Linked DNA regions of Homo sapiens: region 2 is linked to region 1. A link is a contact called in ENCODE Hi-C or POLR2A ChIA-PET data. All regions are on one chromosome and are shown on one strand. Each heading gives the region's core, a stretch centred on a gene start or an enhancer-like site at or near the end of the contact. The rest is flanking DNA. Distances are from core to core; before and after follow the strand shown.

Evidence for each region. A loop is a pair of places that touch in the nucleus more often than their neighbours do. ChIA-PET counts read pairs that join two places held with the same protein, here RNA polymerase II (POLR2A). Pooled maps may share reads with other maps.
Region 2: a loop to region 1 is called in a pooled map, with 2.4 times the contacts of the local background. The contact joins two enhancer-like sites. A Hi-C loop is called at or near these places in 5 of 50 pooled maps. POLR2A ChIA-PET finds 5 or more read pairs at or near these places in 3 of 52 experiments (activated CD4-positive, alpha-beta T cell, activated T-cell and activated naive CD4-positive, alpha-beta T cell).

The regions. Positions count from the first base shown.
Region 1 is chr10:3,737,866-3,744,030 of GRCh38, reverse strand. The region is part of intron 1 of LOC105376360 (a long non-coding RNA gene); the gene reads right to left. Among named protein-coding and RNA genes, the nearest start is that of KLF6, 44 kb to the left of the region's middle. RefSeq lists enhancers at 1,549-1,688, 3,262-4,461. Within about 2 kb of position 3,475, at least 6 of the 41 ENCODE cell types and tissues checked have a DNase peak (open chromatin) inside an H3K27ac peak, as active enhancers do.
Region 2 is chr10:3,967,899-3,974,042 of GRCh38, reverse strand. No RefSeq gene overlaps it. Among named protein-coding and RNA genes, the nearest start is that of MIR6078, 20 kb to the left of the region's middle. Within about 2 kb of position 2,127, at least 4 of the 41 ENCODE cell types and tissues checked have a DNase peak (open chromatin) inside an H3K27ac peak, as active enhancers do.

The sequences.
Region 1 (6,165 bases), core at 2,226-4,725:
GGTGTGGTGGCTCACACCTGTAATCTCAGCATTTTGGGAGGCCGAGGTGGGCAGATCATGAGGTCAGGATATCGAGACCACCCTGGCTAACACAGTGAAACCCTGTCTCTACTAAAAAAACAAAACAAAACAAAACAAATACAAAAAATTAGCTGGGCGTGGTGGTGGGCACCTGTAGTCCCAGCTACTCGGGAGGCTGAGGCAGGAGAATGGCATGAACCCAGGAGGCGGAGCTTGCAGTGAGCCGAGATCGTGCCACTGCACTCCAGCCTGGGCGACAGAGCAAAACTCCATCTCAAAAAAAAAAAAAAAAAAGAATTGCATTTGAACACTTGATTGGGAATGTTACATAATGAAGGTTAAATCAGAGTAACAAAAGTGTTCAAAATTGAGAATCACTGAAAAAATGATAAGAATTGCTTTAGCAGTATTGAACAAAAAATGCAATAAAGCAAAACCTTCAAATTAGTGATAGAAATTATTTTGAAACACTACTTCTTTCATTTAGTAAATCTATTTTTTATGGGCCTACCCTAAGGAAGATGTTTGTTATTTTATACATTTTTAATTTGTTAACCAACAGATTTGGATGCAATATTGCTACTCAGTGTGTTTCCAATATTTAGAGCTCTTAGAAGAGAAATCCTAAGCAAATGATCCTGTTTATTTTCTCTCCAAGTTTCACATCTACAGGAGTTAGTTTGGATAAAGAGAACATAATATTCTCATTCTGGGCTTTTTCTTTTTTCTCTAACAAATTTTCATTTATCTGTTGATATATACATGACAGTCTTGCTTTAAAAAATTATAAATTTTATGGTTTCTTTTAGGCAGGTTAAAATATTTTTGCTAACCCATTCATTCATGCATTTGTTCAGCAAGCTTTACTGAAAGCATATCATATCCCATGCATTGTGATAGGCACAGGACATGTAAACAACAACTGCATTGCTTGTCTTCAAGGACACACACACGCATATAAACACACACATATATACACACACACGTATATATACACATATACATATATATGCTCTCTATGCATGTATAGATGCAAATACATAAAATGTGCATGCATGTGTGCATGTGTGTGTGCATGTGTGTGTGTGTGTGTGTGTAGTCCTTGTCTTCAAGGTCCATATGTATATATTTCTTGTCTTCAAGGACACACACACACACATGCATATATATGACAAAAAATGTATATATGAAACTTGAAGGCAAAAAAATAGCAGGAGTTAGAGCAAAATAAACTTGGAAAAACAGAAATTATAAAATAAATGAAACAAGAATATTGTTTAAAGCTAAATAATATGAGCCTTTAAACCAAAAGGCCCACAAAATACCAAACAATTCAAATTAAAAAAGAATTGTATTTAAACACTTGCTTGTGAATGTTATGTAATCAAGGTTAAATGGAGTAACAAAAGTGTTACTATACACACACGCACACATACATGGACTACACACACACACATACATGAACACACACATGTATATGTATATGTATATATAGAGATTAACGGAAGTGGCTGCTGAGATTATGAGGACCTAGAAGTCTCACAATCTGCTGTCTGCAAGCTGCAGAGCCAGGAATGCTGGTGGTGTGGCTCAGTCCCAAGTCCCAAGTTCAAATCTGAAGACCTAAGAACCAGAAGCTCCCAACGTGAGGGCAGGAGAAGATGGATGTCCTGGCTACAACACAGAAAGAAAATTCACCCTTCCGCTACATTTTTTGTACTGTTTGGGCTCTGAAAGTGAAACTGCCTTTGCAAAATTATGACTGAGACAGTGAAAAAGATCCAACTTAACCAATTTCATCTTGCCTCTAACCTCCAAGCTGTCCTTGTTCATTCTTGTCATAGGCTGAACTAACTTTGGGAGAAACTTAGTTCATAGTTTACAGTTTAAAACAAAGACAATAACAGCCCTTTCCCAAAACAAACCTCCTTCTTGCCTGGGAACTAGGCTACTAACATTAGCCACAAGATTAGTAATTACGGTTTAGGAGTCATGCAGCTGGAGGCTACGAGATTCTGAACCTCTTTAAACTGCTTCTAAAATCCGTGCTTGAGATGTTTTGTAGACCCTGCACTTGATGAAGCAGCTGGCACCACACAGATGGATAAACTGGCCCATCTGATCTTGTGACCCCCACCCAGGAGCTAACTCAGCCCAAGAAGACAGTGATGCTCCATGATTTCATCTCCAACCCAACCAATCAGCACTCCCCAACTCACTGCCCCTCCCCACCCACCAAATTATCTTCAAAAACTCTGATCTCCAAATGTTCGGGGAGACTGATTTGAGTAATAATAAAACTCCAGCTTCCACACAGCTGGCTCTGTGTGAACTACTCTTTCTCCATTGCATTTCCCCTGTCTTGATAAATCGGTTCTGTCTAAGCAGCGAACAAGGTGAACCCGCTGGGAGGTTACAAAAGAACTGGATTATGCCCACATTGGCGAGGGTGGGTCTTCTTTACCTCCATTCACCAATTCAAAAATCAATCCCATCAAGTCAAATGAAATGCAAATCTCTTCCAAAAACACACCTGGGAATGGACTTTTACCAGCTATCTGGGCATCCCTTTGCCCAGTCAAGTTGACATAAAATTAACTATCAAAAAAGTCTTTCTGAAAAGTGGATTAGCCGGGCACAGTGGCTCACACCTGTAATCCCAGCACTTTGGGAGGCCGACGTGGGCAGATCGCAAGGTCAGGAGATCGAGACCAACCTGACTGACACGGGGAAACCCTGTTTCTACTAAAAATACAAAAAATTAGCTAGGTGTGTTGTTGGGTGCCTATAGTCCCAGCTACTCGGGAGGCTGAGGCAGGAGAATGACCTGAACCGGGGAGGTGGAGCTTGCAGTGAGCCGAGGTCGTGCCACTGCAGTCCAGCCTGGGGCACCTGGGGCAACAGAGTGAGACTCCATCTCAAAAAAAAAAAAAAAAGAAAGAAAAGTGGATTAAAGATCTTAATTTTACCAATCAAGTAAAAATATACATTGCAATATAAAATATTATTTTGTGAATCTTTTTCTGAAGATTTAAAAATTATCCAATAAATATGTTTAATCTAGATTTTATTATAACAAAAACCACTATGTCTGCTGATTGGTCAAATTCAAGACCTGTACAATAAGGATCACTAAAATATGAGCTGGCGGAGGACAGGGTTTTGGCTGCATTCTTACAGCTGTATCTGTGGCACCACGGACAGGTTTGATTTCAGTGGGTGACTTGGCACTTAGTAAACACATTCGCTGACTGAGTTGAATACTTAATTATGTGTCAGCCTCTGGATTTAACACACACTCTCTTGCCCAAATTTCACAACTGCCCTATGTAATAGACATTACTCTGCATTCCTAATACTGAGAAAACAGAGGTATTAAGGGCTTGAGTAACTTGCTGCAATTCTCCAGTTAGTGAGTGATAAAGTCAGAATGCGAATCTTTACCTAAATGCCTCCCTTGATGACCAACCTGTGAAACAGCTACTGATATCTCATGTGTACTGAAGATGAGGTTTCCTGGCTCAGCTGATAAGTCAAGTGTTTTTGGTAGGGACCTACACAATGGGATGATTCAGCTTTTATGGACTCTGCTCCTTTAGTCTATTCTGAAGGGTTATATAATGGATTTTTCTCTTTTACTAATGTGTATCATTTTATTAGTGTTTGAAGTCTTGTAAAAAGTAATATCTGAAGGATGTAAGACAGCAAGTGAGAAAGAAACAGCTCAGAAGAGACTGAGTAATGCTGAGTAATGTTACCTGAACTTCCTGCTCTGCTGGGGTTCCTCTCATACCATATGAGTGGGTAAAGGGTGAAACGAAAATCTTATCTCAACATCCTTCCCCTGTGGATGACAAACTTTGATATTTATTTTATCATCGATATCAGTGAGTCCATATTTATAAAGCGAGGAGCTCTTACAGGAAAGCATTTGTCAAATACCTAATTACAAAATATATTGACCTTCATATTCTAAGTCAAGTGATATATTTTGTATCATTTTCTGCAGAATTATGATAAAGCACAGTGTGTATAAAGTCAAGTTACCCATTATTCTAGCACTGTTTAGTGTTTATATGACACATGCCAAACATGAGAATAACCCCCGTTTGAAAATGTATTTTTTTGGTTACTTACAGCTACCTTATTTTTTTCTTCTTCTTTTTTTTTTTTTTTCTTTGAGATGGAGTCTTGCTCTGTCACCCAGGTTGGAGTGCAGTGGCACGATCTAGGCTCACTGCAAGCTCTGCCTCCCGGGTTCACTCCATTCTCCTGCCTCAGCCTCCCGAGGAGCTGGGACTACAGGCATCCGCCGCCACGCCCGGCTAATTTTTTGTATTTTTAGTAGAGGCAGGGTTTCACCGTGTTAGCCAGGATGGTCTCCATCTCCTGACCTCGTGATCTGCCCACCTCGGCCTCCCAAAGTGCTGGGATTACAGGCATGAGCCACCGTGCCCGGTCTATTTTTTTCTTCTTATAATACATGTGCATTGTAGTACATTTGAGAAACACAGAAAGGAACAAAATTTTAAAAAAATAAAAATTATTTGAAAACTTGCCATGCCCATATTGTGTCTATGAATGTTTTGCTCTATTTCTTCCTATGCCTATATGTCTATTTTAATAGGATACAATTTAGGTGATGACTTTTTTTCCTCTTAGCATTAAATCACTGGTAGTGTCTGATTTTGCTTTATCATTTCCAGATAGTAGTAGCAAAATCCATAGGGGCTGGATTCAAATAGTTACTCTGTTTAGACATTTTGTCACATAAGAGTCTTATAGTTTTCTCTTATCCTCAGTTTTCTCATGTGACTAATCATGGTCACAATATTAATTCACAGGTTTGTTGAGAGAATCAAATGAACTCATGCATGGTGAAACTTTTGATATAACGTATGACTCAAACTAAATGTTCAATAACAAGTTACTATGTAAAAAACACTTAGAAATCATTCTAATGATTGCACAATAGTTCATTATATTGATATACTTTATTTATTTAGATATTCTTTTCTTTTTAAATTTTTTTTTTCAATTTGAAAGAATTCTGGAAAAACAACAGTCTTGAGTCAATATTCTGATTATATCCTTAAGATAGATCAACAGGAATGGAATCACTATGTAAAACACTGTCATCTTTTAAGGATAGTGAAAGGAATTTGAAAATTGTTTTTAAGAAAGGCTGTAGCCAATTATACTGGCATCAGGATGCCTGTTTCACCACAACCCCAAGGTGCCAATTAAACTATGTTTTCTTAGAAAGTAATCAACATTCTTACAGAGAAATTAGACAGTGTGGATGAGAACAAGAAGAAAATAAACATCTCACAATTCATAATCACACATGAAGACTATTGCTTTTTTGTTATACACATTCTGATTCTTCCTTGCATATGTAAGAATTTTTATTCTTTAACACCATTTTATTAAAAATCTGTACCAAATAATTATATTACTTTTACTTATTTATTCTAGAAGCATTTATTTTTAGTAATAAAGGAATAACTATCTTTTTTCACATAATAAATACATCTAAGGGCATAGCACATGATTATTAAAGGAAAAATAGTCCACATAGATTAACAGAGAAAAAATTAAAATAATATAAAATTCTGCCACTCCAGAGTAACCTCTTTGCTGTGTATACTTTTATGTATTTTTTTAACTATATATTATATACAGTTGACCCTTGAACAATGCAAGCGTTATAGGCACTGACCTCTCGCACAGTTAAATATTCATGTAGGGTTTGGCTGTGTCCCCACCGAAATCTCATTTTGAATTGTATCCTGGTGGGACATAATTTAAATCATTGGGGTGGTTTCCCCCATACTGTCCTCATGATAGTGAATAAGTCTCATGAGATCTGATGGGCTTATCAGGGGTTTCTGCTTTTGCTTCTCTCTCATCTTCTCTTGCCAGCACCAAGTAAGAAGTGCCTTTCACCTCCCGTTGTGATTCTGAGGCCTCCCCAGCCACATGAAACTGTAAGTCCAATTAAACCTCTTTTTCTTCCCAGTCTCAAGTATGTCTTTATCAGCAGGGTGAAAACGGACGAATACAATTCACATATGACTTTTGACTCCCCTAAAATTTAACTACTGATAGCTGACTCCTGACAGGAAGCCTTACTGATAGCAT
Region 2 (6,144 bases), core at 878-3,377, 230 kb before region 1:
ACACATACGTCAGTAAGCAAGACTGCTTACTTCAAATTATAATTAAGTAATAATAATAAAAGGGTTAAAATTAAAATAATAACAATAAAAGGGTTTCACATTCAGAAATATGATATTGTTTGAATGGATTTCTGGGAGTCATTTTAGCAAAATGGGCTCACCTTTTAAAGTAACTTGCTTTATCTGAGTGAAAAACATGCTCATGAGCAAAACCTACATCAAGACGCTTGTAACTTATTTGGGTAACAGCTTTGCCTAAACACATAGCTACTATCCTGATAAACATCTCTATTATTTAGTTAATATCACTATTAACAGAAAATATAGGGATTTGCAGTGGAACTACTTTTAGCTACTAAAAAGTTATTTGTGACATTTATAATTAGATACAAAGACAAAATTTAATTAACTTTAGCATAAAATGGGAGAACCAAGACCGGACTCCCTTAAATGCTAATACAGCATTTTCAAAGGAAAAGAAAACTTGACTAGGATGAGGAAACCCAAATTATTCCTCTTCTGTTTTTGTTTTCCTCAACCCATAAGATTACTGCTCATCTTTCTAGCTAGCTAACTGGTCCTCCGTATGACTTAAATATATTTTGATTAAATAATCAATGAGATTAAATGCTTCCATTGTGATTGAAGTTTTTCTTTTTTCTCTTTTAACTAAAATAATATAGAATTGACTTAGTCAAGGCTACTTAATTTCTTAGAACCACAGCAACTGGACATTTTTTAGCAGAACAGGATTTCCTTGTTTTTAAGAAAGCCACATACATCAAAAGGCTTATCCCCAAGCCAGGCTGCAGCCCTGTGGGCAGAGGCCAACCACGCACATGGCTGTATTAGGATTTGTTTTCAGGGATTCTTTCTGACTTTTCTTCTTTTGCTGGAGGAATGACTGAGATGCTTCAGGTTTTGCCCCAGGACGTCAAGTTCTCTCCCCGGGTTTTTTGGTTTGATTTTGATTCTGTTTCTGTTTTGTTCTGTGTTTGCTTTTCATGAAGGAAAAAGTAAATGCAACTTTAAGATGACTTTCTTCTTCTCAATGAAAAAGAAAATACTTCTCTGGCCTCTTTGGAATTTTCCCTTTCATTCTACCTTGGGCAGTGTGCACCAATGGGAAACTCTGGGGCTCTTACAAAGCTTGGTCATCGAGAAGCCAGGGCCCTGGGCATGGGGCTGGCAGGCCCACAGTGAGGTGCGGACTGTGTGATTACATCTTCAGAGGAAGTGGGTTTGTGTATCTTTGATTGACTCTGTGCCTTTTTCTTAGTATAATCTGAGTTCCAAGAAAACCAAGTTTTGATACTGCAGAAAGTCAGAGATAGCTTTATAATTAAAATCATATTTGAAAGAGAAGTCTCATTATTTTGGAATGGCTTGGCCTTAGCTTTTCTACTTCAACTCCAATCCTCTTTCCCCCAGTATCAAAGTGTGCTGTGATTAATAACCTTGTAAAACTAAACCCAAAAGTGGTGGCAAATGTCAAACATGTTGTTCAGTTTTTCTTTTAAAAAATAAGGTTAAAAACAGGATAGCCATTTTTTTCATTGCAGTATCAATAATCTTCTATATTCTAAGGAGAGTTAAGGCACCTACCATACACACCATTTTAATTTTCTTTAATCAGTGACTTCAGACTTGTTAAAATTATGTATCGTCATTAAATTTTTATGCTTAGAATATGGCCTTGTTAGAGTTAACTCGAAACATTTCCTGGAACCCTGGAGACAAAGCCTCCGTTTCCATTGCAGGACAACAGTGCCAGGCCCATTTTCTACATGAAGTCTCCTTCTGATTGCTTAAAAATTTTATTTCCAAGTGATAAGTATTTATCAGTGGAGAGGGAGTAGCTTTCCTGTCTCATGCACTGCAGTTTTTCTTACATTCATTATTCAAGTTCAAAACGTAATAGTAATTTACTGAATTAAGATCTCCTCTAAAATTCAGAATTACACAGAGGAGCCAGTGTGTTTTCTTTTGCAAGTGAAAATGGACTAAGCCCACTCTATGGGAGGCACTGTGTGGGGTTGTGAGCACGGGTGATGGGGAAACCCTGTCCTCATAGCTGCTTCCAGAAGAGGCAGGTGCACAGGCAAACACAGGGTGAAGAAAAGATGTGGCAGGAAAGAGAAAAAAATTCTTAATGTAGCCTTGAGCACACACGTAGGACAGTCACATCTGGGTGTAACACCTCTTAAATCCTGAACCAAGAGTATTGTAGATGCTAGAGAGCAAAAGGACTATGTATGTTTAAATTTGTTACTAACAAAAATTGCTGTGATTAAAAACTAATAATGTTGGCCGGGCGCGGTGGCTCACGCCTGTAATCCCAGAACTTTGGGAGGCCGAGGCAGGCAGATCACGAGGTCAGGAGATCGAGACCATCCTGGCCAACATGGTGAAACCATGTCTCTACTAAAAATACAAAAATTAGCTGGGGGTGGTGGTGCGTGCTTGTAATCCCAGCTATTCAGGAGGCTGAGGCAGGAGAATCACTTGTCCAAGGAGTCAGAGGTTGCAGTGAGTACAGATCAATGCCACTGCACTCCAGCCTGGAGACAGAGCTATACTCTGTTTCAAAAAAAAAAATGTTATCTTACTGTTACCCAGAAGAAAAAAGTGCAAGACGAAGAAGAGCCACATTTTTTCAACACAAACTTTAAAATTTTTCAAAGTCATAGCCACCATCAAATATGGAGTATTTACTGATTTACTGACAAAATCATTATTTTAAACCTTCAATTTACCATTTATCTTTTCCTTGACCACTCGGACAGAAGCAGCGAAAACGTGAAATCTTGGCTAGATGATGATAAAACCATCCTTAGGATTAAAAGTCATATTCATTAAATCCAGAGGCAAGAAATTTCATGCATAAATATGTCATATTTAGTTGATCATTGGAAAAGTGCTAGAAATATTGTCTCCTCACCCTAACAAAATAGTGGAAGGCATAAAATTTACTTGAACCTTTAACCCTAGCCAATATCTGACACAAAATGCAAACTTAAGAGCAGCCTATTGCTTTCTTGTAGCTTATAAAACTGCCAACATTTGGTAGCTAATTTCTGGCTTTTATTTTTAAGACCAAAGGTCTGGATTTCAGTGATGGAACAAGGGCACACAGGATGAAGAGAACAGGGTACCCTGGGTGGGAGGGAATACTCTCCACATTATCTTTTGCTGGGAATCCTCGGTTGCTTTTGTAACTGCCCAATGGGTTCACCCTGCCCATTGCCTAGACAGAGTCGATTTATCCACACAGGGGAATGGCAATGGCAAAAGAGTGATTCACGCAGAGCCCGCCTTGTGGGAGGCCGGAGTTTTACTATTACTCAAATCAGTCTCCCTGAGCATTCGGGGATCAGAATTTTTAAAGATAATTTGGTGAGTAGGGGCTTGGGAAGTGGGGAGTGCTGATTGCTCAGGTTGGAGATGGAATCATAGAGGGTCATAGTGAGGTTTTCTTGCTGTCTTCTGTTCCTGGGTGGGGTGGCAGAACTGGTTGGGCCAGATGACTGTTCTGGGTGGTGTCAGCTGATCCATGGAGGTGCAGGATCTGCAACATATCTCAAGCACTGATTATAGGTTTTACAATAGTGATGTTATCCCCAGGAGCAATTCGAGGAGGTTCAGAGTCTTGGAGCCAGAGGCTGCATGACCCCTATATTGTAATTTCTAACCTTGTAGCTAATTTGTTAGTCCTGCAGAGGCAGACTGGTCCCCAGGCAAGAAGGGGTTCTTTTCTGGAAAGGGCTGTTATCAATTATGTTTCAGAGTCAAACCATGAACTGAATTCCTTCCCAAAGTTAGTTCGGCCTACGCCGAGGAATGAACAAGGACAGCTTAAGGGTTAGAAGCAAGATAGGGTCGGTTAGGTCTGATTCCTTGGACTGTCATAATTTCCTCAGTTATTTTGCAAAGGTGGTTTCACTTTCATAAAGACTGAAAGACTCATTTAAAGTAAACAAATATAACATGTAGGTCTTAGCTGCTCAGTCGACTAGCTGTTCTTCCCCGCTAGTTTATGCTTCTATTGTGTTGTCCAAACAACTGAAGTGAAAGCTTAAGTATTTATATCCAGAATGTAGGGTAAAACTCCTATTGTGTGATTGCATGCATTCAGTTTCTGAGTGAACGTGTTTTTTAATACATTATTCAAAATATCATCACAAATCTCTCCTGTGTTTTATTTGTAAAGATAGCTTCTGATAGACTTCCATCACCAAGATAAAAGAAATGATAAATGCCGTGATAACTTTGTTGAAATCCATTAACTTAAAGCAGTGGTAAACATTCTTGAAGTGTTATTTTTACACTTAATTTATTCATTGTAATATGTGCAAAACATACACCGCTGCAGTCTCCAGGAGAGAGGTGGAGGAAAGGTGCTCCATCCTAGGCATGGCGTCGTTACCCCAATGACAAGGTAGACGAGGGAGACACATCCCAGGAGAATGATATTTCCAATCAGCCTCTGCAGAGAGCTCAAGTAGGAATGCACCAATTATTCAGCACTTCGCACATATGCATATGGACAGTCAGTGCTTAACATGTGTGCATGTAAGGAGTCAGAGCTTTCCATGTTAATATGCATGGCCACGATTCACCACATGTAACATATATATTAAAAATTGAGATATAAATTAGTTTGTGAAGAATGGTCATTAGTATCTGTTGTTGTATTTGCTGTTGTTGAGAAACAAGAGTGCAGAGACAGAAACAGGGATCAGTGAAGCAGTAAAATTATTCTAAGAATGAATCCTATGCTACAAAAGATACTTTTGTTCCATGTTCAAGCGCCATTTTTTCTTTGTAGGACAGAAATGTGTTACATCAAAATGTAAAGGAAGGAAGTTGACCAGAAAGCAAATGTTTTCTTAGTCCGAAGCCATATCAACCTTCTTTGTACACACGTGTTCCCCCCCACCCCACCACACACACACTGGATGTAGTTTAAACTTGACTTTATACAGTCATTCTCTTATCCAAAATACTTAAGGAACACCTGCCGTGTGTTAGGTGGTATGCTGGGCACTGGAGAAGGGGCAAAACAATCAAAGCGCTAGAAAAACAGAGATGCCCAGACCCCGGCCGTGAATCACTCTTCCTAAGGACACAAAATGACCCACAGGTCACTCTGACATCCTGTGTTTGAGTCACAATTAACATAAAATGACAAACTCCAATGATTCAAGACTGTTTAAAACATGATGTCTTGGCTGGACACGGTGGTTCACACCTGTAATCCCAGCACTTTAGAGGCCAAGGCAGGTTAGGAGTTCAAGACCAGCCTGGCCAAAATGATGAAGCCCCATCTCTACTAAAAATACAAAAATTAGCCGGACATGGTGGCACACACCTGTCATCCCAGCTACTTGGGAGGCTGAGGCAGGAAAACCACTTGAACCTGGGAGGCAGAGGTTGCAGTGAGCCGAGATCGTGCCACTGCACTCCAGCCTGGGTGACAGAGCAAGACTCCATCTCAAAAAAACAAAGCAAAACAAAAAAACAAACAAAAACACAAAGAAACTTGGTGTCTTGATTACTGGGACAGAGGTATCCTCTGGACCAGTTATTTGCAAAGTATGTGGCCAAGGACCAGTTCAGGTTTTGTTTGTGTGCTTATTTGTTGACAAATTTCAGATCTGATAATTTTGTCTAAAACAATTAAAATGAACTACTAGAAAAAGAAATGATAAAAAGCATACAAAATAGAAGCCAGTCTTTTTATTACCAGTCATAAAATTCACCGACATAAAATTACTCTGTCAGATTGCTCTAAAACTTTTTGAGAGGTCAGCCTCCATGTCTGTGTTTAACATGTAAGAGACCAATGGCACATGGTCTGCAGATAGCCAGCAGCCTGGAGACCACTTCCCTGAGCAGCTCTGCTCAACACTGTACACTGGAATTTGAGCAAAGAGGAAGAAACTCAGGCAGAATTGTACTTCATGGAGGAAGACTCAAACCTAGTTTGGATATATACCAAAAGAGGATTGATTTGTGGATCAATGCAAGTCTAAAACCTAGGGAGTAGGAAAACTTAATTTTAATTGCTGGCAATAAAGTGGAAGAGTTCCTGGCACATAACAGGCACTTAACAAAAATGTGCTGAATGAATGAAAAAGTCCA